3 separate regions of the Mus musculus genome follow, and regions 1 and 2 are each linked to region 3. A link is a loop called in an ENCODE intact Hi-C map of the cell type or tissue named here. Cell type or tissue: heart. All regions are shown on one strand. Links, peaks and the distances in the headings refer to the core of each region. The heading gives the core; the rest is flanking DNA. Region 1 holds the start of Jazf1 (JAZF zinc finger 1). Region 2 overlaps Jazf1 (JAZF zinc finger 1). Region 3 has its middle 75 kb from the start of Jazf1.

Region 1 (10,154 bases), core at 1,123-9,122, 76 kb after region 3:
GACTAACCAGGTTGTACAACTAAGGCAAGCTAGCCTATCTGAACAAGTGAGTAAAGTTGGAAAACTGTGATAATTTGGTTCATCTTAAGCTGTCAGCAACTCTGGGGAAACCTCAGGCAGTAAGGCTGGGAGGCTCCCGCCGAAGTGGGTTATCAAAGTCACTGAAGAAGCAGCCAATTCAGAGAGTGAAGGTATGGCTAAGAGAGCCAAGCCTGGGAGATGGGATCATGGAGCTGTGTGTCTGACTTGGTCCTCTAGTTCAGTCTCCTACTAACACCTGCCCAAGGTCTGGAAGGAACAGATAGCAACAGCAGGCTGGTGGGACCTCAGAAACTCAGGACAAAGACAGCTCTGGAAGCCACTGAGAGGATAATAGTCATCCACCATGCATTGCTGGGAGATCATCAATAACATGGACACAGGTTTGGGCAAAAGGGCTATGCAGCCTTGGAAAAGCATTCATGCCGTACTGTATACTTCATAGCCATCAAAAGCAACAGAACTCATCACTGGAAGGAGGGGTGATAAGCAGATGCCACAGCAGCCAGGGGGACAGTACATGGGCTCGGTCACATCACCCACAGACAGACTCATAGGACTGATGTAAGAGGAGCTTGTAAAGCCCCTGGCACTGTACATGTCCTTCTCAAATTGCAGCCCCTCACATCTTGCCATGAAGACTTCCAGGATTCACAAATCCTGGGTCTGCCCTTCATGCAGTTCCCTAGTGGTGTGCTGGACTAAGACATGTCATTGGAATGAAATAGCAATTGCTTGACAGCTCTTGTGAACCTGATTTTAAAAATCCGGCTGCACCGGCCTGAGGAGCAGTGATGGCTCCCTTCAAACTGGTGGCAGAGTTCACCCAGACGGTTAAATCAGAACTGCAGCAGTTGGCTGGGGATTTATTAATTCCATTCTGGAGAGGTCTGGGGAGAAGCTGGCGATGGATGCCATTACCGTGTGTATATAGAGTAAGTAGAGCAGAAGCAGCCAGGTGAAGCTCACGAAGAATGCTCACTTGTGTAACCCAGGAGAGAATCTTTCTTAGGGTAAAGCCAACCCTCACTATGTAGATAGGCCCGGGGAACCAACCAAGAACAATTCACCTAGTTTTTACTGCAGTTGTAGGGATCAAACTCATGGTCTAGCTATGTTAGGCAAGGTCAGATTAGTTTCGGAGCTGGAAAAAGATCAATTTGACAAACTGTTGCATAAGCGGGCAACAAGAGTGCAGAACAGTAACAGTGCTCTGTGGAAGAAGGCAGAGCCTAAGGAAAACATGCCATCTCTGACAGAAGGGCTGCTATTGGTGAAAGTGCAGCCTTAGTTCTTAAGAGCTGGAAAGAGGGACGCATCAGACCTCGGTAGAGGTGGCTGCAGACTTCCCAGAGCTGCTGAAGATCTCACAACTCATTCATCCTTCAAAGTAGTGGGGGTAAAAGGAATGCCCCTAAGTCACCAAGAAGGCAGTAGTGAGTAAACCTGAAAAGCACTTCCTGGAGGCCTGTATATGGCTGTCCCCTTGACAGCACTGACACAGGTCCACATTGGGCACAGGAAATGCATGCTTTGATTGTCTGGGTATCTTGAAATCCTTGTGTGGAAATCAGACAACGGCATAACAGACCTTCTGCTGGCTTTCAGGTGTTTCCACGAAACCACCGTGTTCCCACCTCCCTGGCAGCTGCCCATCCTGAGGGCCCTGGCATAGTAAGATGTAGGAGACTCTTATCTGTAATGTCACTTAGTTGCAAGTCATTGGAGTGCCACCTTTACCCTATGGCATTACTCTACACCCTATGTTGAGTAGACATACTGACCCAGAGAGGTACAGTGCTCCAGGGAGAGGCTAGCAGTTTTCCAAAAAAAAAAAAAAAAAAAAAAAAAAAGGATCTCGGAGGCAGGGAATTCGTGTAGTTCATGGCCACTCTCTTATCTGACTCTTTGGTTCTCTTGCCACCCTGCCCTTTTGAGACAGCTTCACTCCCCCAAGTGAGACAGATAAATGTTTTCTCAAAACAGAAGTGTACCAGTCTCTTGGAAGCCACAGGATGAAGTGCTTGGTTTACATGGTTTTTATAGCCTAGATATAGACTTTATCTAAAAGTACAAACGTGCAACAAACATTTTAAAACGTAATAGAGCACAAGTAAAGTATTCACTGCAAAGCGTTTATTTTTCATTTGTTTGCTGTGGTTACCCTGTGGTTTGTCCCTGTCAATTGCTGCTTTGGTGTGTATACAAAACCAGTAGACTTGAAGATGTAAATGATGATGATTTTAAAACACCGAAAAGAGAAAAGAAGTGTGCCAATTAAAAGAGCAGGATGCCAACTAAGCAAGCCCCAATTCTATGCTGAGTTGTAGTAATATACTGATTTTTTCCCCACAAAATGTAATGGTTTGACACACAAAATAATTTGAACTCTTTGAAAATTATAATTCATTTTTATAGTTACTTTGCTTCTTCACATTAAAAATAATCAATATGCTCAATTTGGCTGACCAGGCTTTTACTTTGGCAGGCACACTTTGTAATAGTAGAGGGTAGGGACTGAAGGTAGCCAAGAGGTATGTACTAATAGCTCCCAGCCCCCTTCCTTCCTCCTTTCCCTTACACTCTCCTGGCCTTTCCATGGAGGAGTTCTCTTGCTTGAGCCACCTCTGGGCCTCCTACACTCTCTGCAGTTGATAACTCCACATAGAGAGTCATTCCTCCTGAGAACAGAATTGTCACCTCAAGGCTCGGGGCACTCCCCCAGCTGCTGCAGAGTTGGGGTGCCTAGCATCTCTAAGGAGGCTGATCTGGCATCATTCTTGGCTGGAGTTTTCTCATTGCATTTCCATGTCACTGGGCGTGAAGTCTATCTGCCAGATATCCTGCTTGCTCTCAGCTAACGGCCTTCCTCCCTGTCTGGGCAGCAGGGCACACTGCACAGTTGCCAAAATTCTAATTCACGGTGGAGAATTCTACCTCCTGCTCTTTAGACCCTTGTCTGGCCCCAGCTTCCAGCCTAGCGGGTCCCTGGCTCATTATCAAGCCCTTGGGTGCCCTTCCCCCATCCTCACTTGGTCCCAGGAAATTATTTCTGGCAACAAACTGAACTTTAATGACCTGCTGCCCCAACCATACTCAACTCAACTCTCCCCTTGGCAAATTTGTCACCTTGTAGGCTCAAAGAAGCGACAGACCAGACAAAAATGTCGATGGGTGAGAGAACTCAGCCTCAGCCTTTGTGACTGGGAGATTGTGAAAATTTTCTCCGGTGACAGAAATACTGCATATGTCTGCATTTACATTTACACGAAGTGCCCTAACAATCCTAATATTAGAGATAACACAAGTGGTATATGCAGTTTAAAAAGACAGGGTTGTTATTTTTCTAGGTATATGCACCAGCGGGTAAATGAAATTGTTCTAAAGACAAATGCTAAATTCAGAATGCATGAATAAATTTTTTAAAAATTACACCCTCGAATCATGCACATCTCCTGGTGCTTCTTGAACACCTGGAAGAAAATATACACCTTGTAGGTAAAATGTAACTGCAACTGCGGTTGGAGACCAGAAGAGAACTGGTTCTTAAGAGGCTATCTGGTCAACAGTATGGCTTAAATGCTCACAGGATGATATAATCCTAACTGATTGGTGAAATCTTCTTTTTAAGTGAAAATCGAATTTGCTTTGACTTTCATTTCCAAACCTCTACACTTGCCCCTTTCGTCTTTGGAGCAGCACTGCCAGACCTGAGCCACAACACGGGGTTCAGGAGGTGCGGGAATTTGGGGTAAAGAAATTGAGATTTTTGTTTTCTCAGAAGAATCAGGGAGAACAAACGTGATACATATGTAAAACACAGTCAAATGCACTTGACAACCAAGCGCTCTATTTTGAAATTTAAATAAAGCTAAGATTTTTCTTCTGGCCTAGGGGGAAAGCTTCATTAAAATCAATTAGTTCCTACTAACCTCCAGAGAATACGGACTTTTTAATTTTTTTTTTTAAATGAGAAAGTTTAAAGAACAAGGTGCACACAATTACCTTTCCTGGGTCCCTAGTGAATACCATCGTCACACCTAGACAGGTGGCCAAGTGCAAACAAATGTCCCTAAGAGGGCTGGGTAACTCCCTGAGTGCTCCTCTGGGGTGAAAAGCATGTGTAATTAATAGATGTGTATCTATTAAGAATGTAGCGCGCATAACCAAGGGAGGCTCCAAGCGGACTGCAGGCACCTCACAGGGCGAAAGGGCAGGCCCAGGGACGTAAAGTTGGAGGCGGGAGCTGCCAGGTGAGGCCTGGGTCGCGGAGGTTGGGGCCCGCACAGCTGCAGGCGCGCGCCTGCTCCCTCCTCCCAGCCGCCGAGTCCTCCCCGCCCCCTCCCCCGAGCTCCCGCCGCCTCCCGCTGCCTCCCGGAGGCTCGGCGCTGCGCTCCACCTCGCGCCCCCTCTCCTCCGTCCCGGGCTCGCGCTGCCCTCCCCGCGCCTGCCCCCTCCCCGGCCCCTCCCTCCGCCTCCGCGCGCGCGGCGCTCGCAGAGCCGACTCCGGGGGGCTCTCGATGTAGCACCATGACAGGCATCGCCGCCGCCTCCTTCTTCTCCAACACCTGCCGCTTCGGGGGCTGCGGACTCCACTTCCCCACGCTGGCCGACCTCATCGAGCACATCGAGGACAACCACATCGGTGAGGCCCGGGTGGGCGGGGGTCGGGCGGCGGGCGAGCCCCGGGGTGGCGCGGGCCGGGCGCCCGAGAAGGTGCGGGCGTGGAGGGCCGCGGGGCGCGGGGATGGCCGGCCGCAGGGTGAGGGCGGGCGCGGGCCGCGGGGGGCGGGTGCCGCACGCCGCTTCCGCCCGGCCCGAGCTGTCAGGCTGGCGGGAGCCGGGGAGGCGCCGCGGCGGCAGCCATTCCGCTTCCTCCCCCGCCTGCGTCCTGTCAGCGCCGGTTGCTAGGTGTGGCGCGGCGGGAGGGGGCCGCGGCGGCGGCGGCGGCGGGCGCGGGGCGCGGGGCGCTGCGTGCTCTGAGCGGCGCGGGCGCGGGGCCCGGCCTGGCGCGGCGGCTGCGGTTCGGGCGGCTGCGGGCCGCGCCCATCCCTGGCCGGAGCGCCCCGAGGCCCCGGTAGCAGAGGGGAGCCCGCGGGCGGCGGGCGGGCGTGTCGCGGCGCCCGCGTTGCGGCTAGGCCGGAGGTGCGCCGGTCCCCGCGGGGCCTGCGCGGCGCGGGCGCGGGGACGCGGGGGAGGGGCGCCCCGCGGGGCCGGTTGTGTCTCCCGGGACCCAGGGACCTCCTAAGTCCTGCGCCCCACGGAAGTCCTTGCATCACATTTGCACGCTCATCCCCACCCCTGCGGAGGGAGATGGGTCTGGTGCTTCTGGCTCAGAAGACCCAGCCACCTGCAGAAGGTGTGGCCGCTCCCCGGAGTGGCCTGGTGGGTGAAGAGGGCAGCCGGTTCCCTGGGTGAGGCTACCTGTGAATTGCTTCGAGAAGACCAAATGAATGACATGGATTCGACCATGTGGATGCAGCTCACGTTTCTGCAAAGTTGAGAGAGTAAATCACGACTGCTGTGCATTTATGCACGAATAAAATGAGGCAGAGCCTCATGCCCCTTTGCTTTGTAGAATGCTTTCTCCTTGCACACAGTGGGCGCTTAATACGCGCTAAGTGCCAGTTTAGAGCGGGATTTGCTGGGCCATCCAGAATGGGAGCTAATCATGGAAACTGTCTGCAGAATGCCTTTGAAAACAGAAATCTGATGAGTAATTGTCAAGCTTTGAAATTTTTCAAAGTTTCAAAGTATCTCCTTAATAGTTTTCCCCATGTCTTCTGATAAAGGTGAGGTAAAGAACCTATGCTCTCAAGTATTGGTGGTCTGAAAAGCGGTTTAATAGAGTAGCAAAGCTGCTGAATCATATCGTGACTGAGTAGTCATAGCTAAAAGTGCTCCAGGTATAAAGTTTCTCATCATGGCTTAAACTGTAGTGATGCAGTTTCAAGACGAGTTTTCCCAGTTCCTCACTGGACTCCCCTTACTTATTAAACTAAACAGAAATGATAACAGAAAACAGTTATCCCAAGTTCCATCCATTTCATCAGTTAATTTATGTAAGTTGAATGAGTAATACTTTTATCTGGTTAACTTTCTTAACTTGGGACTACCTGCTGATTGAAAGATAATTTAGTTTTAACATGAATTAAACACAATTATTTCTTACGAGTTAACTTGGAGCCAGATGATTTAGACTAGCATTGGTAAATCATAAGCCTCTTATTTTGAGTTGGCAAAGTTTTCCCAGTATTGTGCAGCTATCTTTAAAGAGGGTCAAGGGTTTATGAATTTTCTAAAGCTAAACTTTTAAGTGATGATATCTTACTCCCAAAGGTCTAATTATTTTCTTTCAATGGTGAGAGGATTGAAAAAGAAGTTTAAATTGTTTTGGCAAGGCTAACAGTTATTATACTTGGGAAATAGTTGTTCCAGCAAAGTTTTTGAAAAATAGATGTTAAAATGAACAAACACTTGAACCCAAAGCTTGAAGAGGCTGACTGGAACTGCTGTGTGCCTCAGATGAGAAGAGGCCTTCACAGGACAGCGGGCCATGCAGAAAGAGATAGGATTGGAGCTCATGAAGAAGAACGTTTGGCCTAGCTGGTGCTGTATAAATACACTTTAGATAAAGAAGCAAGAGTCAACATACAGAAGTACTCATGAAAGCTCTACATTTTATTATTTATTGTCATTTGCTCTACACGTGATATACGATAAGCTCTATACATGAGATAATGAGGGGTTTTGTTTGTTTGTTTGTTTGTTTTTTTGTAAATGGTTGGTTCACTGATTTAATGTTTTAATCAGCTAGTGGCCCCATTAAAGATTCATGAAGAGACCTAAGATGTATATGTTATTTTAGTTTTATTCAAGGGTCTTATTTAGTATCTTATATATCTGTAAGAGGGTTAGACTCCTTTTGAATTGTTACCATTTAATCTCTAGTCAAAAGCACTGACAGACTTTTCAAAATCCGTAGTTTTCATTATTACTATTGTTTATCACTCAGATTACCCACGTTAAGTTGTGAGTGGCAGTCTTTCTCATATATATATATATAGATAGATTTATGTGTATGTGTATGTACGTATATGTATATATGTGTATGTATGTATAGATTTATGTATGTGTATGTATATATGTGTATGTACATATATACACACATACACACACACACACACACACACACACACACACACACACATATATATATGCGCTTACATGGCTGCATTTTCATGTGTATGGTGATTCTGATTATTGGGCTTGTAGCGTCACCTTCAAAACACCAGTTTTACCCTGCGCTTCCAGCCACAGCTCTTGCTTTTACTCTTTTCCATTTCTCGTAAGGAACAAGGAACTGTGGCTTCAAAGACAAAATAAATCTGCTTTCACTAGTCTTTTTCTTAAGCAGCATTTTTCCTCCTTCAAGATGCTTCTTAAAGACACACGTTCTTCTGATTTGCTCTTTGCTTTTTTTCCTTTCATTTCTGTTTGTTTGGTACTGGAGCTAGGTCCTGTCTCCGTAAACACCCCAAGTATTCTAAGCCCAAGCCTGCCCCACTCACTCACTCACTCACATGCTGGGTAACTGTGAAGTGCTACCCTCTCCACTCCCCACTGTCTACACAGAGGCCTGGTGCTGTTTCCTGGAGACCAGAGAAGCTTCTCCTGGTGAGTGGATGCTCGAGTTGGTAGAAACACTCTTTGTGTGACCGTCATAAATAGGTGAGGTTAAACTGGTGACAAGGGAGCTTGGAAACACAGAGAACACTAAATTCAGCAAGAAGGTCATGCCCCAGACTTGTGCATGAACAGTGTATCACTGCTGTGGAATCTTACACTGTATCACTGCTGTGAAACCTTTTGGCTTTGGGACTCAGAAAGCAATTGTGGCCATTAGCTGGTATCATCTTTGGGTGCATATGTGAAATTACACCTGGATTTTGAATTTATTTATGTAATAGCCTAGCACTTGCTTTTTGCCAATATTCTAAATATTTTGGGGTTCTTTTGTTTGTTTGTTTTTGTGAAGGAAAACAAAACACCAGAGTTTGGGGTATCTTAAATGCTAATGAAAGAAGATGAATAACAATTTAAGTAAATGAAGGAGTGTTGAAAGGTAGTTAATGATACAGAAGTTAGAATAAGGTACAGTAGATTTGGAGTAATGAATGTTAGGATTTTAAATAAATGGTCAGGATAGTCCCTAGAAGCTAACACAAGGGTCACAATTTTGAGAGGTGACATGAGAGGGAGCAGGGAGATGGGATCATGCCTTTGGAAGAGAGACTCGGGAATCTGACCCAATTTTGTTCTTATAGTGGCGATGAACTAACATGTCCGATGAACTCAGAGAACTAACTTCCCCTGGATGGCAAGAGCACACCTTAGCTGTCACTTATTATGCAGGTTTCCATTTATGGGGCTAAAATCTTAGTCACAGGAAGTGGCTTTCCCTAAGCCAGGACGGGCATCTCTAGACCTAGAACATCACTGGAGTTGATATTTTTACCTATTTCCCTATAATCCACAGGTGCTTCATTTCATTGAGTAGGTATGTAAGCTATCAACTTAATAAAGCCAAAGCCTCTGAAAAGAAACGTGAGGGTAATTCCTATCAATAATGTAGATTCGCTTCCTGAGATGACTTAATAAATGTTATGGCTTGAATGAGGAAGGTCTCCCATAGGTTCATGGGCCTAGATAATAGGTCCTCAAATGGTAGTACAGCTAGTTATAGAAGGCCGTGTGACTTTTAAGAAGTAGAAGCCAGCTGGAGGAAGTAGGCCTTTGGGGAAAAGAAGGTCCTGGAGCCCTGCCCCACTTCCTGTCTGTGGTCTGCTTCTTGATTAGTGCTGCAGTGTGACCAGCTACCGCACACTTCTTGCCGCCATGCCAGACTGTACCTTATTTCTTGAGCCAAAAGAAATGTTCTTGTAAGTTCTTTTTGTCAGGTATTTTATGACAACAATAAGAGAAGTAACTTTGATTTTTAAAAAAAGTACTGAGAAGTGGGGCAGGTGCTATAATAAATTAGATTATAGAAGTCTTTGGAACTAGTTTATGGGAGTCATGTGGAAGACTGGACTAGAATAGAGGAACCTCACTACACCATAAACAGAGCTTAGTGGGTCATTCTGTTGGGAAGATCAAAATGCAGAGATAAATGTGGAGAGTAGAGGCCTAAGTCAGGAACAGGACTAGAGGACACTGGCATTACATTCTGGTAAAGAGTCTATCTTTATTCTGTTCATATCCTGAGAACTTAGACCGAATTCAAAAGTGATAGACTAATTTGTTTGGTAGAGTAAATTTCCAGGCAGGATAGCATTTAGGCTGTGCTATGGTTACTGCTCACTGTCCTTCGTCTAGGGTTACAATTAAAAAGAGCAACAAAATGGAGCAGGAGGACCTAAAGAAAATTCTAGTTTCCTGAGGCAAGGAGCAGGTTTAAGGTCGCAGACATGGCAGGTGCTGAAAAAAACTCTTGTAGTTATTTAAGGAGATGAACACAGTTAAAGAAACTTCCCATTCTGCACTGGCACAACTGGGATGGTACCAAGGACAAGCTCCCACCTAGTAAAGGCTCCATCTAATGAAAATCAGATTTATTAGAAGGGAGGGTGCCTGAGCTGAGAGTGCTACCGAAGTGCATCCCTGCCTGATGACAACTGTTTTTCTGCCTGGAAAACGGTTTTGCAGATTCAGCAACCAACAAACACAGAGCCACTCTAGCTTTGATCCAGAGGGCCCAGGCTACATCTCAAGATGACAGCAGAACCTGGCAGTGACCTCCAAATTGCCGATAGTAAAGGCTTAAAGATGTAAGAGTAAGGGGCTTGGGGAGGAGGGCTGTCCTATAGGCTTTTGCCAAGATTCTAGAAGGCTGCTAACTCCAGGCAATGTGTGGAAGAATTGGCTTCCCTGTACTGAGGCCTGAGAGGCCATTGCATGAATTGGGAAAATGAAGTTGAAGTTGCAGTGAAAACCCCCCAGCCCCCAGTGTGCTAAAACTTTCAGGACCATAGAGTATTGCTGAGGAAGGACTCAGGTGGCACAGCTGGCCAGGGCTTCCGAGGCTCTTGGAGTCCAGGTGATTCATTCTATCA
Region 2 (10,154 bases), core at 1,008-9,007, 170 kb after region 3:
TTGAAGGGGTTTATAACTCGACCATAAAAAATCACTTGGGATGACACTTTGAATATGAACCTTAATCTGGGGAACAGAGACGTTTTAAGGAATAGATTTAAGTAATCCATTACCTGTTTTAGGGTTATGAGGATCTAATCTGTATATAAAAATTCAAGTTTTATATGCTTTCAATACAAAAATCGTAAATAATTTGGTTTCCTAATACTCATTTTGTTAGTTTTCTTAAGGACATAGTCTGTAGATAGATATTTTATAGTTCATTTTAGGCTGAAAAGGACATCTTTAAACACAATTATATATATATATCAGGAGACGTTTAATAAATGATTCAGTATTAAGCTCTTTGGTATTTTGTGGTAAGTAACCACATAAAGTCATGTCTCAGTCCTAATGAGGAGTTCCAAGACAAGCAGGGCACAATGGCACATACCCATAGTCCCATCTACCCTGGAGCCTGAGGCTGGGTCACTTGAGCACTGGAGTTTAAGGCTAGCCTGGGCAGATACCCCTTAAGCTAAAAACAAGACAAAATGGTTTTCCAAGTTAAAAGAATTCCAGGACACAGCATAATACATATAACCCTTGGAAAGTACACAGTGGGACACCTTCAGTAAGAAGGTGCCTTCGGGTCTCCTGTAGCCAAAGACGTCAGTCAAAGATGACTGACTCCCAGTCCTCCTGCTCTCATGTCTCAAGTGCTGGCGAGAGCTGTGTGCACCGTACCCAGCTAGCTCTACATCTTGTTTTCTAGTGAGAGAAACTTGACAAAAACCTGCTCTAAGGCTTGTTCCCACCATCTCCTGAGCACTGAGACTGCATAAGAGATGGGAGCCCCACTCTCAGAAACTTGAGACTTCTTTCTTTTCTAGCTGGATCATGAAAGGACTGGGGAATGCTTGACAGTTTTAACTGGCAGTACGTCTCGAAGTTTCTAAGCACAGAACAGAAGGAGGCCAGGATTCCTGTTGGAATCTGAAGCCATGGATAAGAAGCTGTGTTCAGAACTCAGACTTTTAAAGTGGGTGCCTGGCTGCCACAATTTACTGAACTTACTGGGTACATGAAAAGTTTTTATTTTAAAGTGGTTATCTTCTTGTACTTTGTAATGATTCCAAAGCCCCCAGTTGACCAGGTTGAAAGGGGTGGCTGTGTGTGTTTGTTTTTCCCATGGAGGAGATGGAGAGACTCAGCATGCTGTAAAACCAATGAGCAAGACTGTACCACTTGGCTCTGTCTGATTGGTTCATTCCATGTCTGAGATGTGTCCTTACTACCTAGTCCAAGCTGCCCTCAAACACAGCGTCTTCCCGTCTCAGCCTCCCTGCCTAGCAAGACTCTTAAACTCACCACAATCTGACAGTTGTGGGATTTCTTCCTCTTTCTTACTCACTTCCGCCTTTTCAGATTCTATCTTTTCCCTTTCCCTCTTTTAGAAGGTAGAATTTTCCCTTTAACGAGCAGTAGCAAACCATTGGCAGGGAAGGCATCCTTAGCGCCCCAGCTGTGGAGCACAAGGAGCACGTCTGGAATCCTTTTCAGGCAACACAAAGTGCTTCAATAGGGCAGCTCATGACTGACAAGTATTCAGCCCTCATGACTGGTTACATTTAGACCATTCCCAATATCAGATGTAATGATCAAACTACATCCGTAACCATTCTCTCGTCATTCAAGAAACCAATCTTTTTGTGTTGTTAGACTTAGAATCAGACAAGCTAAGATGAAGGGGCAGTCCACATAATCCTGAGGTTGACAGTCCATGGCAGAGGGTCCTCAGTGAGTTAGCCGGGATCCAGTATGTCTTTGAAGAGCTGTCACTGAAGAACCCCATCATGGGCTCAGCTTTACAGTGTCAATGATTGATGCAGTAACACATCAGCTCATGGCACTGCACTTTAAAAACTACAAATAACTAAGCACACTGGCATGAACAAATGTACCGCACAGCCAACCTATGAAGTGGATGTTTCTGTGGAAACAGAGCCTGAAGTTTTCGTCTATGGTTTAGGATCCCCTAGCTTGGTGACTGTGGAACTGGCATGAGGACCCAGATTTATATTATTCTCAAGTGTATAGTGCACCAATCCACTTCGCACAGTAACCCAAAGTCAAATAGTCATAATTACTCACTGTTTATTGAGTGCCTCTCAATTGATGGGCCTCATGCAGATTTGGAAGCTGAGTTATATACAAGATGGCCTTAAAAGTTATGAGTAGGGAAGTGTATCAGAAACCTCTGACCCTGTGTGAGAACCAAGCTGAGGGGCAAAAGAAGCACCAAGGGGAGCCTGGGGCAGAGCTGTCTGATCGCTTCCAGAGATAGTCCCAGACGGGGTGGCTGGGAGGAGGGGCGGTACGTAAAGTCCTGTGATCTGTGGCCCTGGCACAGTAAGTGAGAAAGTAAGTCTGAAGCACTCAGCAGGGTCGAGGCTGCGAGCTAGGCCTTACGGTTAGGGTTGGAGAAGCTTGGCTTTCATAGGCCTGTGGGAGACAGGAGAGTCTTGAGCTAGACTGCTACGATCAGATTAGCATTTGTGGAGCTGTTCTTGGGTGCCCTCTGGAGGGTGGCTTAGCTATGGCTCTGGAGGCCTGGGGCCAGATGCTATTGCTGGTCAGAAGCAGATTCCAGTAGTCTTCAGATGGATGCACCTGCTCCTTTGTGGTTTAGCTGAGGGTGTTTTCCAGGAGGAGCTGAAGGTAGGTAATGGGCCCATATATGGCTCTCATTCTGGAGAAGACCAGAGGAGGGGCCAGATACAGGGGAGCTTTCAGACAGGCTGGGGTGATCTGTCCTGCTAGTCTGATAGTCCAGTGGAGCTGGAGGAAGAGACTTGAGAGCCATCACTAAACAGAGGAAAAGAGAGAACACAGAACACCCATGAAGACATCCTAGACAAGGACCTTCATGGCTGGACAAAGGAAGGAGTGATGAGAAGCAGAGGAGAATGGCAAGCCCAGGGGAGAGGGGCCTAGGCGTCACATTGCTCTTAACTGGAGTGGTGAGCTTTTCAGCATGCGCATACGGGCACACATACATGTGTACACACATACATTCACTCACATGCACATGTGCTGCCTTGAAGGAGGTGATCTGTGGCATGGCCTGTTTGAAACGCTCTGCCAGGTCTTACATTTTGCCTGAAGAATGCTTTAGCAGTCTTTAAAAGTTTTAAGTCTCCATGTACTTTCTCATGACCATCAGACACAATTTATTCTAACATAGCGAAGGAGCTTTTAAGTAATAAATTTAATTTCTAGCTCAAAATATAGTATTCTTAGTTAGGGAGAGTTTTGAAGTCAACTTATTTAGACCCTTAATGTAACTTACGTCGCTGATTTATTCAATAAATTCTCACTACTCTGTCACAACCAGGTATGTACATTATGGCCCTTTATTCTATTCACTTTGTTAAGAACATAGAAGAATGAAGTTTTGATATTATGGGAATACTGCTGTATTTGAGCTACTAGAGATGGAGAAACTTCAGTCTGTGATTTTGGGGTGGGGGTAATCTTGATAGATTAGAAACACAAGATTTTGAATCTGAAAGATTTTGAATCCCAAATTCTCTGGCCTTTATAATATACCAAGTTCCTGCTGTCAGTATTGCCTAGAATACTGCCCTATGTCCTCTCTCATGGGATAGGGCTCTGGTTATGGCTGCAGGGTGCAGCAGAGGTCACTGTAAGCATTTCTGGTGCTCCAAGCTTATCCAATGTCATAGGCACTCTATTCTGTCGTCTCAGACCCCTTCCATGACCCTACAGTGCTGGCTGAGCATACGGATGGATTGAGTAGCTGATAGAGGTGGAGATGCTGGCTGAGCATACGGATGGATTGAGTAGCTGATACAGGTGGAGATGCTGGCTGAGCATACGGATGGATTGAGTAGCTGATACAGGTAGAGACTGCATCGCTGATGCTGAGCATCATCGAACGTTTGTAGAGCTTCTGGTGCTCGGAGAAATCTCTTCTCCAACCCTGCCCTCTGAGGATTGATTCCACCCATTCCAGGGCTTCCTCTGAGGTGGAGCTGAGCTCATGTTGGTGGCTGCCCTCCACTTGCTGCTCGTCTGCATGGCTTTCCTCTCAGAGTGCACTCATCATGAGGGGCATTCATGCCACATCTGTCTGGCCCCAACCTTATCTCCACTGGGTTGCATCCCAGCCTGCTGTTTTCCCTATTACCCTGAAGTCAGAGGATACAAAAAAACAAAACAAAACAAAAACCTCTCCCTCAGCTGTCTACTTCCTCCATGTTTCCTCCCCTCTGATCCCTCCCTCCCTCCTCTCCTCCCTCCTTTTTGTTCTTGTTTTTTGACAAATTCATACTTTGATTGTATTCATCCTCCATTTTCTCTTGCTCCTCTCTATACTCAAAATGGTTCCACGAAATTTTCTTGCCTTTCCCACCAAAGCCATGCATAATAAAACACTACTATACGGTGTCTTGGGGTTTCTACCTGTTCTAAATGTTAGCTATTCTAAGTCTAGAGTTCAGGCAAATGTATGGGTGGCTGTTGGCTCCTACAGTTTGTGAACAATTATTTTGGCTTGAATATTTATCTCTAAACAGGGAGAGGGTGAGGTTCCCACCAGCACTGGCAGATCTATCTCTCTTGTCTGACATTTCCACGTCTTAAATGTTTTGTCGTAGTGTGAGACACTTCTGGGGGTATAGAATTTTTCCTCTTTAATTTATTCTTTTTTTCTGTTCCCAAATTGCAGGCTCTGGCATAGCATCAAGGGAGACCTAGCCCACCCTTTGCATTATATACTTAGAGTCTACTGACCCTTTCTATTCTGACAGTTGAAAGCTGCTTGCCTGAAACTGAGTCCAGCTTCCAGGTGCTAGTTTGTCATTTTTGAGTAGCATTGTAGTTTGCCTACCACAAGAGGGCAGCACAGGCAACTGCAGAGAACAGATGCCTGCAGGCAGAGTGCTGGCAGCATGAAGGCTTCTGAGCCTGCAAGCCCTGTCACCCAAACATGTATGGTGGGCTCAGTGGTTCTCTGTGAGGGGAAAAGCAGACATGGCTGTGGCCCCCTTATAGGTAGGTAGACTGACCCTGAAGGCTTAGTGGTGACTTACATGGCCAGGAAATGGTTACACAGCCAGCAAATCCCATGCTTGAATCTAAGGCTCTTCTAGAATTCCCCCTGCCAACAGGTGGGGCAGTATCATCATAGTAGTGACATATATTTAACAAGGTGTACAAATGTAGAAAACCATATGTCCTATGCCAGCAGTTTTATGTTTTGGTTTTGGTGTTTTTGTTTTCTTTTTGTTGTTCTTGGTTCTGTGTGTTGATTGTTTTTGTTTGTATGTTTGTTTGACCAAGCATCTTGAGTGACCCCAGTGTTCTTCTGTTCCAACGAGACAGAAAAGGATGGGACTGCTGACCTCATACAAACCACCCTGCCTAGTCTCACCAATCTCTCAGTTGTTCCAAGCTAGTTTATATGAAGCATCTTAAAAATCTAAGACAGAGGATCATGAGAGTGTCAACAAGGAGAAAGCAGGCCCCATATCTTTAAAACCCAATCAGCTCTTGCCCAAGTCACCCTCCCACCACCAGCTGAAGACTCTCCTAACTCTCCAGTCAGAGACCTAGGCCACTGGGTGGTCTGCCACATGTGGTGACTCACTGGACGAATCTCAGATTTACTCCAGGGGGTTCTGCCACTTTTGTACTTAGGTGATTCTATCAGGTAATTAATTTTAAGAGCGTATGTTTGTTAGTTGAAGGAAAGAAAAAAAAAAAGGTTCAAGTAGCATTGCCTGTTTAGGCTGGCTACCCAGGATTCATAACTTTCAATTTGAGACCAGAGTGGGGAAGTCAGTATGTGAAAAATAGGTAGTATCTAGCTGCCTTTTTAAATCAGTAAAATAATTAAAGTCTTTGTACTTTGGCATACTAATGTATTGCACATCTGCAGAGTTCGCTTAATAAGGAAAATGCTTGAAAAAGATAAAATTCCAAAGCCAAAAGCAGCTAATAGTTGGAAAAAAATCCTTGTAGTGATTAATTGACCTCTTTTTCTCTGAAGAGACTAAACATTTCCTAACCGCCCTGCGCTGGTGCGGCCCCTGTCGAGCTCTCGTTCCCAGTGATAAGGGCCAGCACCAGGGTTTCTGTTCACCATTTTCTTAGGTCCCAGTGTAAGGACCGTTGTTGTGTTTAGGGAGAGAACACAAATATTTATTTTAAAAGTTTCTTTAAACAAATTCTTAGTGGAGGGTAGAGCTCTCTAATGCACTGCAGCTGGGCTGCTGGCCTTTAAAGTTGGTTGCCGTCTGTACACTAAGTCCTCTCTCTGCAAGTGCTCAGCCCAGCGAGCATAGCTCCGACGCGTCTCTGGATACGGATTTACATCCCAGGAGCAGGCCTTACTCTGGGGCTGCTGAGGCCTACCTAGGAAAAGCCCCTAGTGTACATTTATTAGGAAGTGCTCAGTGCATATTTGCAAGTACTCTCTTAGAGAGACAGTTGTGTAAAGATTCACTAACTTACACGTTTCCTTAAATTCTTAAGTGAAAGACAGCAATTTGTAGCAAACCAGAGAAAAAGAAGGAACAGCATACATTTCAGATACCCCGAATTCTACTTGAATTTTCTTCCATTCTCATGTGGGTTCACGGAGGTGAGAAAGTTGTTATTTTAACCAGGACTCAGGGTTTACATCTCAGTCTGACTGTCTGCAGCGTTCTTGGAATTCCGTCTGTCTTTCCAGGGAGGCCTGTCACAGGGAGAGGAGGCTGTTGTTGGCTTTTTTTCCTCTCCCTTTTCTTGCTGGCTTGTCTATGCTGAGCCTGGCCTTACCCCAAGTATATGGGTGGTATATGTTTTAAGTTGATATATTAATGTTGAATTTTTATTGTCATGGTTTCTGTTCATACTCCTTTCAAACCTTTCATTTATTTGTTTCTGAACCTTGGCTATCTCATAAAAATGTCACCATTGTGGTTGAACATTAAGCACCTTCCCATTTTTCTCTGGGCCGTTGAAATAAATTTGGACCAGGTGCTCTACTCATAATGGAGCCCCTTGAAGTGCCCTGATAATGAGCCGGGAGCGGAAGCTGTCAGCCTTCAGCTGGCTTGAAGAATGCAATTAGAGCAGTTTAATACTGCAGCAGGACCCCATCCAGTCAAGGCCACGGGACTTGAGACCTAGTCGAGAAACATGCACTTTAGGCACATCAGCATCTCTGCTGCCTGAGCCTGGGAGAAACAGCAGACTCAGGATAATAAGCCACGAGGAGAAAATGCTCTAAAGGTGACAGTGTTCTCAGCCATCTCTTCTATTCTGAGGTTGTTAGGACCTTATTTATGACTTATGATCTGATGTCACTGGGATCAAAATTACCAGTGTCAAATTAAGTTTTAAATCAACTAAGGACACAGAAGGCCTTAGACTTCTACCCTATGAAAATAGAACAATTTTTAAGAGCAAAAAATTTAGATTCACTTAAATATCCATTAACATCAAGAGTGCTCAAAGAGTATATCTATATAATATGGAATAGTATGCAGCAATTAGAAAGAATAATATTGTCTAATTGTTTAAGCAGTTTTATATAGTCTTATATGTTGAGAGAAAAACTAACTTAAAGTATGTATTTGTATAGGAAACGTTGTGAAGAAGAAACTGAGATGAGTGAGACTAGGAGGTTGTATTTACTCTATGCAAGTTTAAAAATTATTTTCCAGCATTTAACTAGTGACTTCAATATTCTTGGAATGGGATTACTCTCTGTCAGACGCGTGACTTCCTGTAAGTAAGTAAAGGTTTCACAGGCAGAAGGAGGCGTAGAGGAGCCTCGCTGCTCTGGATAGTGAGGGGAATTGACTTGGAAACAGATCTGCGTTTGCTGCCCATTTGAGGGCACAGATGTGGAGAGGCCCGGAGGCTGTCGGTAGCTCTCTGTCCTTGTCTAAAGGAAAGGCATGTTCTCTTTCCAGGACCACATCCTTTTTCATCCTTTACTTCTCTCCAGAAAATGAGAGCATAGCCCAGCAACCATTGTTGCTGTTGTTATAAACATTGTAATAAGCACTCGGCTGCAGGATCCTTAAAGGATTCCCCCCTGAGTGGGTTGTCCCAAAATGCACCACGTAACGCCATGTCAATTCAGTCTTGTTTGGGCACCATTAAAAACATAGTAGTTTTACACAGCTCTCCAGGCAAGAATGACCTCATTAATGAGAAGAGGCATATAACAGTTAAAGCCTCAAACGCTCATGAAGGTATTATTTTAAAACCTTTTAAATGCCAAACACCAGGCTGTTTAAATAGCTTGTTTCATGTAATATTTATTAGTTATTAAGCCTCATTTTTGTTTTGTTCTATACAAATAGGAAGTTTACTTCAAATGACCACAGAGAGAGATTTCTGTTATCTTCCCCTCCTTAGTTTCTTGGAGTTTGCTGAGTTTGGATTCCTCTTTGTGTAGACCATTTCTTTCCCTTTAGCATTTTAAGATATTGAGCACAAGATTAAAATCCTGCTTTCCACTTGAGCTCTACTCCACAGCTCAAATTTTGTAATTGTTCCTCTGACTGCAACAGTTACTAATTTTAGCTACAAGTAAGCTTCCTCCTGTGACTTGCACCTACACTCCCCTTCTGGCACCCTCACAGTGACCTGTCACCGTGCTTGCATGAGATGACTTAAATGTCCTTGGACAGGAAAAAGTGCAGCCCATGGACCACTCCGAGGCACTTTAAATAGTGTGCATGGGCTTTCCTAACGCAGGTTAGCTGTGTGTTGATAAATCCACAGAAGTAGAGTATGCCGGAGAGGCCTCCCCTCTGCTGCTCCCAACTAGCCAGAACTGGTTTCCTTTGTGAGACTCCACACCAATTTAAAAGGCAGAGTGTGCTTGACATCTGGACTCCTATTTTTTTTTTATACCATGTCTTTCTAATTGTGTTTTTAAGCTATTCTTTGTTTCTTAATCATCACTCTGTAAGTATAAGATTCTCGCAGCCATTTGTCTCTCTTTACTACAAAGAACAACGCACAAGTCCAGGGGCTTCTATGCAGACAGGGTGTACATCTCCGAAATTACTTCTGGAGAGTAACTGTTCCCAGACAGCAGGACAGTGCAGACTGGAGCCACTTAGTGAGGTGTGAAGGCTCCTCCTCCCTCTGAGGGGAAGCGTGGTTTGTGAGAATGGTAGGTGCCGGTGACTTGGTCCTCTATTCGAAGTGAAACCAGAGCAAACCACAGGGGTTCCGTTCTGGAGAGTCAATTTGCTCAAGAGTTTGCTTAGCTAGGCCTGGGACTCTTGGGTGAGACCTTCCATAAGACAATAGGGCGGTGAGCAGCTTGAAGTCAGCACTCTGCTGAAGGCAGGCAGGCTGGGGAGAGCTTGTCTCTGAAGACACTGCAGCGAGGAGAGAGCAAGCTGGGTCTCAGGCCCAGCTCTAGACCGCTAGACCTGCCCTGCTATGCCCTGGGTGACCTCTTGCCATGAAGAGTGCCTGTCTCAGGGAGTCCTCTGATCAGTGAAATCTAGATGTCAGTGGTGCTCTACTTTGTGTGAGAGAGTAGCTTTATCTGCTGCTTGTTAGTCACCTGTCTGTACACCAAAGCCATCAGCTGGCTGGGACGAAGGGACTAGGCAAGAGAGGCTGGCTTTGTATTTTCCCTAAATGTAGGTGGTTTTGTGTCACCCATAAAATGTAAAAAAAAATTTTAAATATGTGTCAAGAATAACATTTGGGTAGTATGCATATATATATATATATATTTTTTAAAAATTCATTTGTGATAATGAAAAATGAAAACACAAAGATTAGTAACTTGCTCACTTAACTCATTCTAGTTTTGTGATTTTCTGTGAAGTGTTTATGTGTTTACTTGTAATGTGTTAGTTTTTGGGTGGTGAAAAGGAGCTGAGTTATGAGGGGGGTGTATATTTTCTTTTTGTGTATCTATTTTCTAACTCCTACAGTTGTAGCTTTTAAAAGTTACTTCCAAGTGTGTCTAAAAACACTTGTCTCAGTGACAGCCTGCATTTGAGGTCTGGCTTTGGGCTTTTTGATGTGTTTAAGGTGGACTCTCAGATAGTTAGAGTCCATACCAAATGTGGTAGCAATTATTTTCTGTGAACTTGAGTGCTGTGTGGGCTCTTGCTGCT
Region 3 (10,154 bases), core at 975-8,974:
AGCTCAGATCTCCATATAGTACAGCTAGGTCTCTGCATCTGTTGTTGCTCTTTCAGTCTATGTAGGTGTTTGGGAAAGATGATTTTAACTTTATGAATTTTATCTATGTATATACTAGCTACTTCCCTATTACCATGACAAAACATCATGACTAAGGAAGTTTACAGAAAGTATTTAATATGTCTTACAATCTGAGAACCTTGAAATCCATGGCAGCAGAGCAAAGGAACAGCTAAGAAGTCACATTTTTATCCATAACCACAAGAGAGAGAGAGAGAGAGAGAGAGAGAGCGCACTTACTGGGAATCCCAGGAGTCTTTTGAAACATCAAAGCAAACACCTAGTGTCTCACCTCTTCCAACAAGACCATACCTCCTAATCCTTCCCAAACAATTCCACCAACTGGGAACCAAGATACATATGGACCATTCTCATTCAAACCACTACAATGTGTGTATGTGTTGGTAGGTGGAAGGTTTTTTGTTTTTCTTCAGTAAATATTTGTCTAATTCCTACTGTTTTTTCCAGGTGATGTTCTAGCTCCTCACATTAAAAAACAGTTTATCTCTACTCTGTACTTTCACAACCTAGGAAGCAGACATGTAGACAAGCATCCTTCAGCACATATGCTGATGGCAAGGGTAGAGTTGAACTATGTAGAGGAGACAATACATGAATGCATACTCAGTCAAGTCAGAGAGCTGTTCAAAGGAAATCCTTGGGCTGTCAGGAAGAACCCTGAGTTCTTTCCAGGCTGCAGTGCCTAGCACTGGGTACTCAGTGCTTCTGTGGACCACAGCATCAGGTTTGGTAGAGAGCTTGGTAGAAATACAGAGCAACTGAACTGGAATTGTCATTTCTGTGACACTGCTGCAGGATCTAGGATAGGAGTCTGAGAAGTGCTACCCTATTCTTTAATAATTATTTTTAAAGAAATCAATAGAAAGTACTCAGGGAGGGTCTCAGCACACAGTCAAACTCTGCAATGCTGTGTACTGTGTGATGTCAAGACTCTGGTTAGAATGTCAAAGGGGTGCTTCTGCTCAACAGTTTCATAGACCAAAGAAAGAGGGCCCCATATGCACATTGCAGGATAAGCTCGGTAGGAGCCAAAGAGACATTTGCTCAAGGGATGACCCTGGCATGACCCTATGATGCAGACAGAAGATAAGCCTCCAAATCCATGCTCTGAATCAGCTGTTCGAAGGGGATTTTCCTCTCAGTTATAATTGGTCTCCCGAATGCATACTGAGCAGGTGGTTGGGAGAAAGAGAAGCCTTGGTTTATTTCTATAAGCAGTTGGGTGAAGGAAGCAACTCCTCGGGGAAGAAGACAGAGAAATCAGGAATGGTAATCTGAGTACGGCAAACTGGAAGGGGTGTAGATAGCAGAGGGAAAGATGATAAAGAAAGAAGTAAGAACTGGGAAAAAACTCTCCAACATATACCAGCTGCTATTTACTCAAAAAAAAAAAAAAAAGCCTGTTTGTTTCCAAGTCAAATTCAATTTAGCATGGTAAAAAGGAATGAAACTCAGGTACATACTTTCTGTTCACTGAGGCTTAATGATCAGACACCATAGCCTTCAAGGAGAGACTGCTTCTTCGGAGACTTTGCAGTACAGAGAGTCCACCTTGAAGTGCCTTCAGAGCATGTTCCACTGGCCTGCATATCTTTGCCTGGGCTAGCTCAGCCATATAGTTTATTAAAACAAACTAGAGTTCATCTTAAGATATGCCGGGGGGGGGGGCACCTTTTGGTACTTATTGCAAATATTAAACTAGACCAGTATTTGTTTCCTGCCTTAAATGTCTTCTGCACATAAAAAAAAAAAAAAAAAACAAAAAACAAAAAAACAAAAAACAAAAAAACCCTGTTACTGGTTTTAGGATAATTGATTTCAGTTCTACAAGTAAATATGAAGGCATGTGTTACAGCTAATAGTTCTGGTTGGGACCATATATACAGTTGATCACATAGTTTAGAAGATGTTTATTGCTCAGTTCCATGCACTCTTTAGAACTGAGCAAGTCACTGTTCACATAGGCTAACAGCAGTAACCCTCATCTTGGACATGGGACAAACAGCAGAGATGGTTAAGATACAGACCGGCATGTGAGCACTTACCATAGTAGCTAGGGAAACACATTTAGGGAAACTCCACGTCTTTCCTATGACCATCATTCTTATGAAAATAAGAATGCAGAGCTCTGTCATACGGACCTTCTCAGACAGCAGCCACTGTCAATCCCTTCCCCAGATTGTAAAAGGAGAAAGCATCCTTTTAAATATCTTTCTGAAGTTTAGCCTAGTGACAATCCATTGAAATGTCTATTCTACTAAACTTCAAAGCAGGACGTTTTAGGAACTTAAAGCTACTAGTTCACCGTGACTGTAAATTTATTTTTGGACAGCATTTTAAAAGCTGAGTGTTTGTCATGTAACATGGCTTTAGATTTCATTCTTAAATGTGTATGCCTCTGTCTCCTGCAAACACCAAAACTAGCTTAAAATAGTACAGAAATAAGTGGGGAGGTAAGTCTCCCAGCATCTAGAAGAATGCATGGGCACAAATCTCCACAGCCCTGGACTAAGGGTAAATCTTCAGGGAAAATTCCAGAAGCACCACGACAAAAGAGAAATAAATTAATTGGACTTCATTAAATTAAAAGTGTTCATAACATCAAGGCAATCCATAGGATGGAAAAAAATTCTTCAAATAATACTTCTGATAAGATAATTTACCTAGCATATATCACAACATGTATAGCTCAACAAAGTAAAGGCCAGGAACGCAACCAAGAGAATTAGATATCTCTCTGCAGAAGACATCTACATCTGATAGGCACCTGAGAAGATTCTCAACCCATAGCCATGACGGAAATGCAAATCCTGTCCACAGTGAAACAGCGCTGAATTGGGAGGCCATAGTTCACATGTTTTAAAAGGCATTTGGACAGATGTGGGTGATGTGTGAAAAGCTTATCCACTCACAAACTGGAGTTTGACTATAAATTGGTACCTGTGTGAGAAGGCAGTCAAGGTGGCTGGGAAGATGACTGGCAGGGCAGGGGAGTGGGGAGAAGGGCCACCTCCTGTGTCACTGTGGTCAGACAGGCACTGTTGGGCCACATGTGGGGGCATCTACACTTCTAGCCATTTCTGCAGAGACCAATTGAAGTGCCCAGCCTTCCTCGGCAAGAGAGTGAGCATTCCTCTACTCCTACCCTTCTAGGAAAGGCAGACCACTCCATACCGCTAAAGGAGCCTCTCCCTGACGCAAGAACAAGTGGGTGGCAGTTCCCTCACTTCTCAAAGGTGTACTGCTAAAACTCCCAGTGAGTTTACCCTCTCAAGGTGTCTGCCACACGAGGTCACCTGGAAGAGGGCAGGGACAGCCACAGTGAAGGAGGAGAGGGGAGAAGGCCATTAACCCCTGCCCAAGACAGCAGCAGCTCATTAGGTTAGGAAAAGGTAGAAAAGAATGTGTAAAAGAAAGCTAAAGCTCACATAGACCTTTACACCCACAGACGCCTGTGAGGTACCCAGTAAACATCGTTTATACATCCCAAAATATTAAACACTGAGTTGGCATAGTAGTATATGTGAAAATTCATCGGGAGCATGGACTGCTTCTATTTTAACAGTGAAATTCCACAATCCCTATACATTTTTTTGTTTTGCATAACTAAAACAGGGAAAAAATGAAATAAATTGGAAAATGTTGATAATTAACATACATTTATATTTCTGTGTGTGCATGCATGCATGTATGTGCATGTGTGTATGTGCGTGTGTGTGTGTGTGTGTTTCTGGGGATCTAATATACTATTCAAATACCCTACTAGTAAGCTACATCTTCAACTCTATAGGAATTTTTAAATGACTAAATTATAATTTTGATGCCATATTTTTTAAACATTGAGGGTTTTGAAATGCTAATCTCACATCAAAGCTGATAACCTTTTTAATAACGGGAAGATGTGAGCACTTCTGATTTTACCTACCATTTTGCTCTGCGTGTGCAAATGATGCATAAATAAACATGTAGTTTCGATAAAACTTCCTTTCTGGATACTGGAATTTGAATTTGGCATAATTATCACCACATGTTAGTCTCTGGGACTTTTGAAATGTGAGCCCATTTTTAGCCTGCAAGCTGGGGGTTGGGTTGGGTTGGGTCCATCGTCTTTATCTTGCTCCATGCTCTCTATGACCTGAATGTGCTTAGAGTTTAGTGTCTGTGATGCAAACAGTTACAGATAACTCTCACTCCCAGAGACTCCTAGGAAGCAACGGCACTCACTGTGAGGACCCTGTGGCTGACAGGCTGTGGGTGATCTTGATTCCTTTATTATATTTCCCCCAGTGTTCTTGCCATCACACTGTCTTCAAGGGGACAGACAGAAAGAAAACACATGCAGACTGTGGCATGCCTGGCTATCAGATTGTCTTTGGTCATCCAAGTGAACTAAATGACTTCTAAACATTTCATTTCCAGGCTGGGACCCAGCCTCCTCACACAAGCAAAAGCCTGATGCATAATTGTTCTAAGGACCTGCAGCCAGGCAACCACGTAATTATCAAACCAGACTTTGGTACAAAAGCCTGCATTGAAGAAAAACCCAAAGCAACCAAAGCAGCCCCCTGGAAGGCCACCAGGGGGCAGAGAGTCTGTAACCCAAAGAAGGAATTTCAGGCCCAAGTAGAGCAGACCTTTCTGTTAACTGTCCAGCTATATCAATCTCTTTCAGAAACCGAATTGAGATTTTTATAAAGACCTCATTTTGTTCACACAAACTGGCAAGTCACAAAATTTACCAGGCCCGTTTTTTGGAAGGTAGATAGCTAGGCACTTTCAAATTGCCCAAGCCAAAAAAAAAAAAAAAAAAAAAAAAAAAAATCACTGCATGGTCCAAGGTAAAAGTTCTAGAAAATTTACACAAATTTTTCCTTCCCAAACAGATATTTTTCTATCCCACTGGCAACTATTTTCAAAAATAGTCATTTTTTAATTTTTTCATATACAGCAAAATGCAACCAAATGAAACTTGAAGGTGAAATTTCCCATTTTTCTTAATGCCTCCGTAAGACCTAGGAATTGCTAGAAGCAGAAGGGCGGGATGTGGGCCGAGGGCCACCCTCACAGCTCTCTAGCACATCAGTCTCCTAAGATTCCATATGTGGCTCCCACGGTTGAAGATAATATAAAGCCTTAATTTGTGTGTTTTCCAAGTAGCAAGTATTAACAACTGTATCTGATCTATATTCAACACTAAATATCAAAGAAAAAACACTAATGTATTTTATTGTAGGCACTAGTAGCCTAGTGTAGGCACAAAACTCACCTGCCTAACAATTTCTGCCTGAACCTTGCTAATGCTTCCTTCTTATAGGGAATCTTGTATCCATAAATACAATTCCTTGTGCATCTGAACAGACAGGTCAGGCTAGAATAGGCACAAACACTCCTGACCTATCTTCTGTCATCATCTGTCTCCCTTACGAAAGAACCTCCCGGAACAGTTCCAAACTTACTATCTCTAATGTCTCTCCCTCGTTCTTGTTCTTTAACCTTTTAAATGTTAGTTGTGACACAGACACATAGCATCAACTTCTCCCGGGCAATCATTCTAAGTGTACCGAACAGCAATGCTAGTACACTCTTATTACAAGGCAGCCTGCATGCAGAACTCTCCCCATAGCTGACAGCCTCCTGTCCTCAGCCTCCCACAAACCTCTGGCAACCAATATTCTCCTCTGAACTGATTATTTTAGGCACCTCACTGGATTTAAATCATACCCAGTTTATACGGCTTTTTTTTTTTAAGCTGGCTTAATTTATTTATTTTATAAGGTCAACTTTCATGTATGTTTTGAATATGTCAACATTTCTTCTTTAGGTTGAATAACAATCCATTGTAGATGCATATTGTATTTTGCTTAACAATTAATAGATCTTCGGGGGATGGGGAGATAATTTGGTTTGTAAGTGCTTGGTATGCACAGAGTTCAAACCTCTGCCTCTGCTGTCCTAACCAACAAATGTCTCAAAAGACCCAAACCTTCTCTCTCTCTCTCTCTCTCTCTCTCTCTCTCTCTCTCTCTCTCTCTCTCTCTCTCTCTCTGTCTCTCTCTCTCAACATATACATATATCTTAGAGATAGTAAACACTCAATTTATATTTGTTGAATTGGTAAAGGATTGGCTAAGTAAAACATGAATTTTACAATTTAAAAAATTAAGAATACACAAGAACAAGCCACCCTAAGAGTCCACAGAAACTACACCCAAAAATTGAAAAATCCTTCTCCCAATGGACCTTGGGTGTCAGTTATCACAAATAAAACATGTCTGTATAGAAATGCTTCCTATCTCTAGCTGCATATGTATCAGAAGATGGCCTAGTCGGCCATCATTGGGAAGAGAGGTCCCTTGGTCTTGCAAACTTTATATGCCTCAGTATGGGGGAACACCAGGGCCAAGAAGTGGGAGTGGGTGGGTAGGGGAGTGGGGGGGGGGTCTGGGGGACTTTGGGGATAGCATTTGAAATGTAAATGAAGAAAACACCTAATGAAAAATAAATTTAAAAAAGAAAGAGAAAAAAAGAAAGAATAAAATACTCAGATCATATTACAATAAAAAAAGAAATGCTTCCTAAATTCAAAGAGTAAAATATTTATAAATAGCAAATGATAACAAATGTCTAGGCAGATTCATGAGGGAATCAAGCTACATTTAAGCAAGCAAAACTATAATTGTTGAAATGCAAAGGCTCTGTGGATGAGTTACAGAACTTAGAAATAGCTGAAGACAGAGCCATTGGCTTGATTTGCACCATTTAGCTGTTAACTCACAATATATCCAGCACCTGAACATAAGCGGTAAAACTAAAACCTGCTCAAAAGACAACAGGGAAGGCCTACCCACAGACTTACCAATGGCTTCTGGAGATATAAGACCAAAGCACAGGCAATGGGAGTACATAAACTAAGCTACACCGGTGTTTAGGAGTTGAGCATCAAAGGACACAACCAAAGGATGCAGAGGCAAGAAGAGCTCACATGCCATTTATGTGTCTAACAATGGGAAGTGATGCCAGAATACAGGACCACAAGAACAGCCACCCCTGATTTAAAACAGATGATGCGAGACCTTAGTCACCATCTTAAGGTCTGTAAATGGCCAGTGACATGTCAAGGGATGGAAGCTCAACCATGTTGCTCAGTTGAGAAATGCAAATCAGATCTAGAGTTAGAGTACTGTATATAGTCTTAGGAATGCCCCATCAAAGCCTCCAAAAGTAAGGTTGGTAACAGATGTGGAAACACTGGAACCTTTATATACTTCTAGTAAGAATGCAAAATGGCACAGTCACTATGTTTTGGCAGTTTTTTAAAAAAACGAAAATAGGATTACCATAGGATCTAGAAATTCTACTTCTAGATATATACCTAAAAGAATTATAAGCAGGGTTCTAATGAAATACCTACAATTCATGTTCATAGAAGTAAGTATCATTAATCCAAACACAGAAGTACCACAGTGCCCATGAATGGACAGATAAGCAAACAGTGGTATAACCACATGATGGGAGGTTATTCGGTCTTAACAAAGGAAAGAAACCATGATCTATGCTACAGTGTAGAGAAATTTTGATGGCATTATCCTAAGTGAAATAAGCTAGTTACAAAATTATAAATATGACATAAAGATGCTCACCTGGAGTCCCTAGAGTAGTCAATGTCCCAGAGACTGTAGCCTGATGGCTCCTAAGAGCTGAGGGGAAAGTTTCAGAGTTGTTTCATGGATATGGGATTTGTGTTTTGCTAGATGTAATGAGCTTTGAAGAGTCGTTGCATAGCTGTGAATGGAGAGCAGATACTTCCTGCATATGAACTCTTTCTCAGCAGGATATGTGAGAAAGTTAATTATAACAGATGACTTGGGAGGCAGTGAATGAGCAGCTGGGGGTGGGGGTGGGGAGAATGAAGTGGGATTTTCCCTCATCACCTTTATATGCTTTCCCCATCCTCCTTGTTCACTTTTTAAATTTAGCTATATCATTTAATCAGAAAGACTTACTACAGAGAAAGTAAAATTCTAATATGAACACCAGGCTGAAACATAGTAATCGTGATATATAAAGAGTCCCAGGCCTACTAAAAGCAGATTAATGGGAGCAATCTATGCTGGGTGCCAGAAAGAGGGTCTGTTTGTAGTAACCATTTTCTGTCACACCTACTGTCAACCCACATATGGAGGCTTAATTCCATAATCCTGGTGCCCAGGAGGCTGAGGCAGTAGGGTTGTTTCAAGTTCAAGTTTAGACTAGGCTACAATGTGAGTCCCCATTTCAAGAACCACAACAGGGATCAGATGGAGGGCAAGAATACTGGGAGAGGCATTTTGGAGGTGAGGTAGAAACCTAGTTCAATGGAAACTCATCTACAAGGGTGGCCCTAGATAAGACTCCTAGCAATGAGGGATCCAGAACCTGAACCAGCCATCTCCTGTAACCAGGCAAGGCTTCCAGTGCAAGAACTGGGACATCAACCCAGCCACAAAACCTATGACCTACAGTCTGCCCTATGTACAAGATGTTCTGGGGTAAAGGTGGTCTACAGGTCCCACCCCTTTTCTTTTTGCCTAGTAATCTATAGATTATTTATATATTCTAAGTCACATTTTGTGGCTGGCTTTTCCACTTAACATCATGCTTCAAGGATACACATTTTATATATATAAAAGGCCTCTTCATCACCTGAGCACTATCCCACTGTGTGGATACTCCACATTTTATTTCTCCACTTTTTTATCAACAAATATCTGGGCTGTTGCTACTGTTTAGTGACTGATAACAATGTGGCTGAGAACAAGAGTTTACAAGTATCGTTTCCAGACCTAGCTTTTCATTCTTTGGATGTGGCCATGTGATCATTTTGCTTTTTGTTGTTTGGAGAGCCACCACGCTGCTTCAATAGCAGCTTCACCATTTGTCTGTGCCCATTAACAGGGAACAAGGTTCCCATCGCTCTCTGCCCTGTTCAGCAACACTTACCTTCTGGTTTGCTTTTTAAAATAACAGCTGTTCTAATCCAGATGAAGCTGGGTCTCAGTTTTGTCCTGATTTGCATTTTTTTCAGTGGCAAATGATATTGAGCACTTTCATGTGCTTATTCAGAAACAAACCATTTTTTTTTGTAATAGAAACTTCTATAGACAACTCTCTATAATATCAAGGGGTATGGGGAAATATAATCATCAAAATATGGTGTGTTGAAATACTGTTCAGTGCCTCATCTCATCAGAGGAGAAAGATTCTTCCCCTCTATTCAATCTGGATGTCTCTGAGCAGCTTGTGTGGGCTGATGAAGTGTGTCAGGCATGCCCGCCAGCCCAAAGAGGTATGACTTGTTCTCACCAATCCTTGGAGCAGGAACATTCCTCATAGTCACTGAGCCTACGACACAAACTGACACCTGGGAAGAAATCAAACGCCTAAGGCAAAATCTGCCCAAGGCACAGCCAGAAGCAGCTCCTTGCTCCGGGAGGCAGCTAAGAGTTTTGAGGCCATCCTTTTAATATTCAAAAATGAACTGAAACACAGATTAGTTCCCGATAGTAAGACTACAAGTGATTTTCCTTGATATTTTCCAATTTTTATACAGTAAGTATGCATTATTTATAAGGTAGTAAAATGGGACTGGGGAGATGGCTCAGTCAGAATTTGACCCCCTATTACCCATACTTTAAAAAGCCCCTGTTTGGGGCTGTGAGTGTCATTAGAAAGTGAGCACAAACAAGTCTCCTTGGGGGATATTTTAAATGTTCTCATAGTTTGTGGTTACACTGTACAACTCTATAATTTGTTTAGAAAGAATTGAGTTATATGCATACCATGGGTAGATTTGGCAATATGTGAATTAAACCTCCTTTATTTATTTATTTATTTATTTATTTATTTTAACAAAACATTCTTTCTTTGTGTGATGACATTGAGAAACGGGCTTTAGTTTCAAGATTAGACCGACCAGTGACTTCTCAGTGAAAACACAACAATAAAAAATAGCCCCTTGCAGAAAAAGCAGACATTCCTCAAAAAAGCCAGCATGAAGAATAACATCTCTGGATGAGAAATAAACTGCAACCCCA

What was found. A loop is a pair of places that touch in the nucleus more often than their neighbours do. Peaks named below come from ENCODE experiments on the same cell type or tissue, not always from the same donor. Only the 100,000 strongest peaks of a DNase experiment are listed, where the experiment ranks them.
Region 1: a loop joins it to region 3, with 2.5 times the contacts of the local background. A loop is called at or near these places in 6 of 42 quality-filtered maps.
Region 2: a loop joins it to region 3, with 2.2 times the contacts of the local background. A loop is called at or near these places in 2 of 42 quality-filtered maps.

What each region holds. Positions count from the first base shown.
Region 1 is chr6:53,062,983-53,073,136 of GRCm38, reverse strand. Jazf1 (JAZF zinc finger 1) reads left to right here and starts at 4,513. Exons shown (of 5, transcript NM_173406.3): 1 at 4,513-4,684. The coding sequence starts at 4,570. It overlaps Gm33097 (a long non-coding RNA gene), which reads left to right and starts at 5,142. Exons shown (of 2, transcript XR_377680.3): 1 at 5,142-10,154. In heart, for the core only: no CTCF peak of the experiment used is centred there; DNase peaks (open chromatin) are centred at 4,556, 4,916 and 5,306; H3K4me3 peaks cover 2,038 bases; H3K27ac peaks cover 1,971 bases; H3K27me3 peaks cover 5 bases.
Region 2 is chr6:52,964,711-52,974,864 of GRCm38, reverse strand. The region is part of intron 1 of Jazf1 (JAZF zinc finger 1); the gene reads left to right. It overlaps Gm33219 (a long non-coding RNA gene), which reads left to right. Exons shown (of 2, transcript XR_377681.3): 1 at 1-3,811; 2 at 3,859-9,707. Among named protein-coding and RNA genes, the nearest start is that of Gm33219, 6.8 kb to the left of the region's middle. In heart, for the core only: CTCF peaks have their summits at 2,545 (motif pointing left) and 4,898 (motif pointing right); a DNase peak (open chromatin) is centred at 8,654; H3K27ac peaks cover 3,070 bases.
Region 3 is chr6:53,138,708-53,148,861 of GRCm38, reverse strand. No RefSeq gene overlaps it. Among named protein-coding and RNA genes, the nearest start is that of Jazf1, 75 kb to the right of the region's middle. In heart, for the core only: a CTCF peak has its summit at 4,648 (motif pointing right); no DNase peak of the experiment used is centred there.